Linked DNA regions of Homo sapiens: region 1 is linked to region 2. A link is an interaction called in ENCODE POLR2A ChIA-PET data of the cell type or tissue named here. Cell type or tissue: Panc1. All regions are shown on one strand. Links, peaks and the distances in the headings refer to the core of each region. The heading gives the core; the rest is flanking DNA. Region 1 overlaps POR (cytochrome p450 oxidoreductase). Region 2 has its middle 71 kb from the start of SRRM3.

Evidence for each region. ChIA-PET counts read pairs that join two places held together with the same protein. Peaks named below come from ENCODE experiments on the same cell type or tissue, not always from the same donor. Only the 100,000 strongest peaks of a DNase experiment are listed, where the experiment ranks them.
Region 1: POLR2A ChIA-PET joins it to region 2 with 10 read pairs; 4 of 35 experiments call an interaction of 5 or more read pairs at or near these places.

Annotation. Positions count from the first base shown.
Region 1 is chr7:75,925,751-75,928,662 of GRCh38, forward strand. All of the region lies in intron 1 of POR (cytochrome p450 oxidoreductase), which reads left to right. Among named protein-coding and RNA genes, the nearest start is that of MIR4651, 12 kb to the left of the region's middle. RefSeq lists an enhancer at 2,787-2,846. In Panc1, for the core only: no CTCF peak of the experiment used is centred there; no DNase peak of the experiment used is centred there.
Region 2 is chr7:76,129,612-76,132,523 of GRCh38, forward strand. No RefSeq gene overlaps it. Among named protein-coding and RNA genes, the nearest start is that of SRRM3, 71 kb to the right of the region's middle. In Panc1, for the core only: CTCF peaks have their summits at 1,162 (motif pointing left) and 1,370; a DNase peak (open chromatin) is centred at 1,137; H3K27ac peaks cover 383 bases.

The DNA.
Region 1 (2,912 bases), core at 142-2,641, 200 kb before region 2:
GTTCCCACAGGTGACCCTTTCTGGGTCCCATCTAGGTAAGAGGCTGAGAGGTTCAGGCTCGGTTGTAAATTCTGTAAGGGCAGTTCTTTGGGAGGTGTGAGCAAGAGAATGGAATCAGAGCGATTATTTTAGCAGGCAGGAGTGAAGCTTGAGAATCTGGCAGAGTGAGGAGCGATCTTGTGCCAGAGTGAGAGGCAGCCAGTCCAAAGTGAAGGTTCTGAAGCTCTTAGTACCTCCCACGTACAGTGTCCTGCTTTTTTTTCTTTCTCTTTTCTCTCTCTTTTTTTTTTTTTTTTTTTTTAAGGCAGGACACTTGCTCTGTCACCCAGGATCATTGCTCACTGCAGTCTCAAACTCCTTAAGCCCTTCCAAGTAGCTGGGACTACAGGCACACACCACCATGCTTGGCGAGTTTTTCTTTCTTTTTGCAGAGATGGGGTCTTGCTATGTTGCCCAGGCCGATCTCAAACTCCTGGGCTCAAACGATCCTCCTGTTGACCTCCCAAAGTGCTGGAATTACAGGCATGAGCCACTGTACCTGGACCCCTGCTATTTTTCCTGTGATATTTGAAAAGCTTGGCTTGGTTTCTTGCCCTTTAGTAGGTGATTGCAGGCAGAGCCACGAGGTCTTAGAAAGCAGCACGGCTCTGTTCCGATACTCCTGGCTGAAGGGCCAGTGTGCTGTGCCATTGAGGGAGAAGCATTGACTCTGGTCTGGGAGATTCTGTTCATTTAGTCATTCAGCAAACAAATATTGAGTGCTGGCCAGGTGTGGTGGCTCACACCTGTAATCCCAGCACTTTGGGAGGCCGAGGCGGGCAGATCACCTGAGGTCGCGAGTTCGAGACCGGCCTGACCAACATGGAGAAACCTGTCTCTACTAAAAATACAAAATTAGCCGGGCGTGGTGGTGCATGCCTGTAATCCCAGCTACTTGGGAGGCTGAGGCAGGAGAATCGCTTGAACCCGGGGGGCAGAGGTTGCAGTGAGCTGAGGTTGCGCCATTGCATTCCATCCAGCCTGGGCAACAAGAGCGAAACTCTGTCTCAAAAAAACAAAAACAAATATTGAGCACTCATGTTATGCAAAGTCTGATGAGCACCAGGGTTACAGAGGTGCAGGATAGCTCCACCCAGACACGAGACCAATCCTGTGTCCTTCTGCAGGGATTATTTCATCTTGGGTAATGCTGTCATCTGATGATGTGGCCAGGATGTCAGCTGCAAAATGAACCCCAGGTCATTCAGTGAGGCTGCGTCTACCTGTAACTTTGCCATGTCCTAAAAAGGTCTTGAAGGGCAGACAGATGGTTGATAGAATAGCTCTGGAGACAGTTGGTCTGGGTTTGAATCCTGGTTCCACCATTTATCGATTCCCTGATGTTGGACAAGGTCCTTTAACCTTTGTGATAATTACAGCTCCTGTATGTCAGAGCAGTGTTAAAACACTGTTCATTAGTTAAAAACAAATCAGGGCCGGGCTTGGTGGCTCACACCTGTAATCCCAGCACTTTGGGAGATTGAGGTGGGCTAATGGCTTGAGCCCAGGAGTTTGAGACCAACCTGGGCAACATGGCGAAACCCCGTATCTTAACAAAAAATTAATGGGGCTTGGTGGTGGGTGCCTGTAGTCCCAGCAACGCAGGAGGCTGGGCTGTCATCACGCCACTGTACAGCAGCCTGGCTGACAGAGTGAGACCCTGTCTCAAAAAAAAAACAACAACAAAAAAAACCCCAAAAAACAAAAACCAGGTCAGGAGTGGGGAGTGACTGCTGATGAGTGTGGGATTTCCTTTTGAGGGTATGAAGATGCTCTGGAATCTGGTAGTGGTGATGCTTGCACAATGGGTGAATATAGTGAAAACCACTGAATTTTATACTTTAAAATGATGAATTTTATGGTGTGTGAATTCTGTCTCAATTTTTTTTTTTTTTTTTTGAGACTGACTCTCGCTCTGTGGTCCAGGCTGGAGTGCAGTGGCCCAATCTCAGCCCACTGCAACCTCTGCCTCCCGGGTTCCAGTGATTCTCTTGCCTCAGCCTCCTGAGTAGCTGGGATTACAGGTGCCCACCACCACACCCAGCTAATTTTTGTATTTTTAGTAGAGACGGGGTTTCACCATGTTGGCTAGACTGGTCTCGAACTCCTGACCTCAAGTGATCTTGCCCTCCTCGGCCTGAGGCATGAGCCACTGCTCCCAGTCTCTATCTCAGGTTTCTTTTTTTTTTTTTTTTTTTTTGAGACGGAGTCTTGCTGTGTTGCCCAGGCTGGAGTACAGTGGAACAATCTTCACTTACCACAACCTCCACCTCCTGGGTTCAAGTGATTCTCCTGCCTCAGCCTCCCAAGTAGCTGGGATTACAGGCACACACTGCCATACCAGCTAATTTTTGTATTTTTAGTAGAGATAGGGTTTCACTATGTTGGCCAGGCTGGTCTCGAACTCCTGACCTTGTGATCCACCCGCCTCGGCCTCTCAAAGTACTGGGATTACAGGTGTGAGCCACCACACCCGGCTTCTATCTCAGTTTTTAAAAATCAGGTTTATAGGTCATGAGTTCTTGAGCAACTAGACTCCCACCAGTTGTGCCTCCAGTTCCCTGTCATCTTGAGCTAGTCGTGGACACCTGCAGCAGACGTATGTTCACTGCGTGTTTCTGGGCTCCCACACATTTCTAAGCCCTCTTGAAGTTAACTTCGGGTAATGGCCTGTGAGAGGAAGTCACGTATGTCACTTCTGGATGGAAGCATTTAAGAGCCAGGGCCAGGCCCTCCAGCAATCTTCTTCCCATCAGGACGGCCCGGAAGTTGAACATTGAGATGGTGGAATGACAAGAGAAAAAGCTGCTTGAACCACTGAGTCACCTTATGGAGGCCAAGGGCCTAGCGGAGTCACCCTGCCCACACTAGAC
Region 2 (2,912 bases), core at 171-2,670:
TAGGGAATCTTGATTGCTAAGCCCATTGCTAAGCCTATTCTGGATTTCATCATGCGGTGGGGAAGCAAGAAAGACTGTAAATCCAAAAAGTTATTGTTGTCAGATCTGTGCTTTAGAAAGATCATGCAGGTAGCTGTAAGAACAACTTGAAGGATAGAGAAACCAGAGACATGGACAGGAATTAAGAGTATATTATAAAGGTTTAAGTAAAAGAAAATAAATACCTGGAAAAGAGGAGTAGAAAAGGTAAAATTCAAAAGACTTTTCTAAGTTGGAACAAACAGAACTTGGTCAAATTGTAGGTGCCAAGGGAGGTTAAAGAGAAATCAAGAGTGAAACCAAGGTTTTTTAGCTAACTTGGTAAAGAATGACGCCATTAACTGACTCACGAGAAGGGTTAGGAGGAAAATGTTCAGAATGGGGAGAATAATAAATAAAAGCAATAAATTTGGCTTCGGATTAGCTGCATGTGAACCATCTGTAATAAATAACAAACACAGGCCGGGTGCGGGGGCTCACGCCCTTAATCCCAACACGCTGGGAGGCCAAGGCGGCTGAATCACTTGAGCTCAGGAGTTTGAGACCAGCCTAGGCAACATGGTGAAACCCTGTCTCTACATAAAATACAAAAATTAGCTGGGCATGGTGGCATGCTCCTGTAGTCCTAGCTACTTGGGAGGCTGAAGCAGGAGGATCACTTGAGCCAAGGAAGCAGAGGATGCAGTGAGTTGAGACTGCACCACTATACTCCAGCTGGGGTGACAGAGCAAGACCCTGTCTCAAAACAAAACAAAACAAAAAACCAAGCACTATCTATAAGACAGTGGTTCTCCAAGTGTGATTCCCCAGACAGCAGCAGCAGCATCACCAGGCAACTTGTTAGAAATGCAGATTCTCTAGTCTTACTCCCAAATTACTAAAATCAGAGACTCTAAGGGTAAGGTCCAGCAATCACTGCTTTTACAAGCTTTCCAAGAGATTTAGCAGGGTCACAATTAAAAGCAGTAAGAAATAGAAACAAAAATCACAGGTGGAGGTGCTAAGTCTGAGGATGGAATCAGGACACCTCTTTCTCTGGAACAGACAAGAAGTTAATATAAAGGTATTAGTACATTTTTATGTGGCAAGGGGAGGAAGCTGAGGCAGTTGGTGCCTAGTGCCCTCTACTGTTTTTGAAACAGGATCTGCTACTGACAGCATCAGGCATGCAGTGGAAACCCTGAGGAGATCATTCATGTTCTGGGCTAAAATTTTCTCTTTGATTGACCACAGTCACTGAAAGCAATGTGTAATTTCTAATTCTCTGAGTTCACCACAGATGCCAGCAAAATAGTCACTCAACAAATATTGGCTGACTGGATGAAAAAAACAAAAAAACTACCAAGAAGATTTGGCAGAATTCCATTTGACTTTCTTCTGTTGAAGCAGTTTTAGAATTTCCAAAATGCTCTGGCAAAGAATTAACATTATTCATGGCATTTTATTAGTTCCTATGCTCACTAGCCATCCCATCATTTAATTTTTTTTTTTTTTTTTTGAGACAGAGTCTCACCCTGTCACCCAGGCTGGAGTGCAGTGGCACGATCTCGGCTCACTGCAACCTCCAACACCTGGGTTCAAGCAATTCTCCTGCCTCAGTCTCCTGAGTAGCTGAGATAACAAGTGCGCACCACCACGCCTGGCTAACTTTTTAAATATTTTTAGTAGAGATGGGGTTTCACCATGTTGGTCAGGCTGGTCTCAAACTCCTGACCTCAAGTGATCCTCCCGCCTCAGCCTCCCAAAGTGCTAGGATTACAGGCATGAGCCACTGCGCCTGGCTCATTATTTAATTTTTAACATCACTGTATTTCCAGATAATATAAACTGCCTTTGACTAATCTAATTTTTAAGGAAAAGTTAAATTTCTATAATGCAAGGACTATGTATACAAGTCAACAGATTTCTACTACTGTGTTTTATCACTGAGCTACATGCCACGCTGAATATATTAAAAGAACAAGGGAAATAATGCTTGATGAGTGCCATTTGCAAGCCCTGCACTGGGTACATCATATTTATTAGCTCATTTAATCTTCACCGGGAAATATGCCTATCTCCATTCTTCCACTCCAAGGAGCTTATTGTCTAAATTTGAGAACTAACACAACCCAAAGAATATAATCAGAAGTTAAGACATACACAAAATGAAGAAACTATTGAAAGCTGTTCATTAAAGGTTGACTGAGAAGAAGAGGAGAAAACATCCTTTTCCTTAATTTTAAACTGACTTGCTGATAGGTCAAAGCAGAAATTTAAAAAAATGTATCTGGACGGTGACAGAAGTATGTATCCAGTCACGTCACTGTTCAACTACCCCTAGTTAAGTCCTTTTACCGCTCCGCCAGCTCCCAGTCCTCCTGAATCTCCTTCTGCCTGGCTTTGTGGTACTCTTCCCTCCAGCACTTGGAGCAGAAACCCTGCCAGGCAGGGTTGCCGTAGTAACCACATCCTTCCTTGCACAGGAGGTCTGACTGATGCACATGAATTCCTCAGTGTTCAGACTTAAGGCTCATCTTCTTCCTGCTAACCAATGAACAAATAACAAAGTTCTGTTGAAAAGGAATTATCATTCTACCAACTAAAATCTTACCAATTATGAACAAAAAGTGAGTGATTCCATTATCTTCAAGCTGTAAGAGAGGGAAGAAGGGAATGAAAGAGGGAGGGAATGAGGGAGGGAAAGAGGGGAGGAAGGAAGAAGGAAAAAAGAAAAGTTAACTATGGTAAATTCCTGAAACAGTCATATTAAAGACTTATTCCCTGCCGAAAATACACAGAACCCATTAAGAAAGGGCTAACATTGGATTAAATACCTAAACGTAAAGGCTGGAAACTACAAAACTTAGGGGAAAAGCTTCCCAACACTGGAT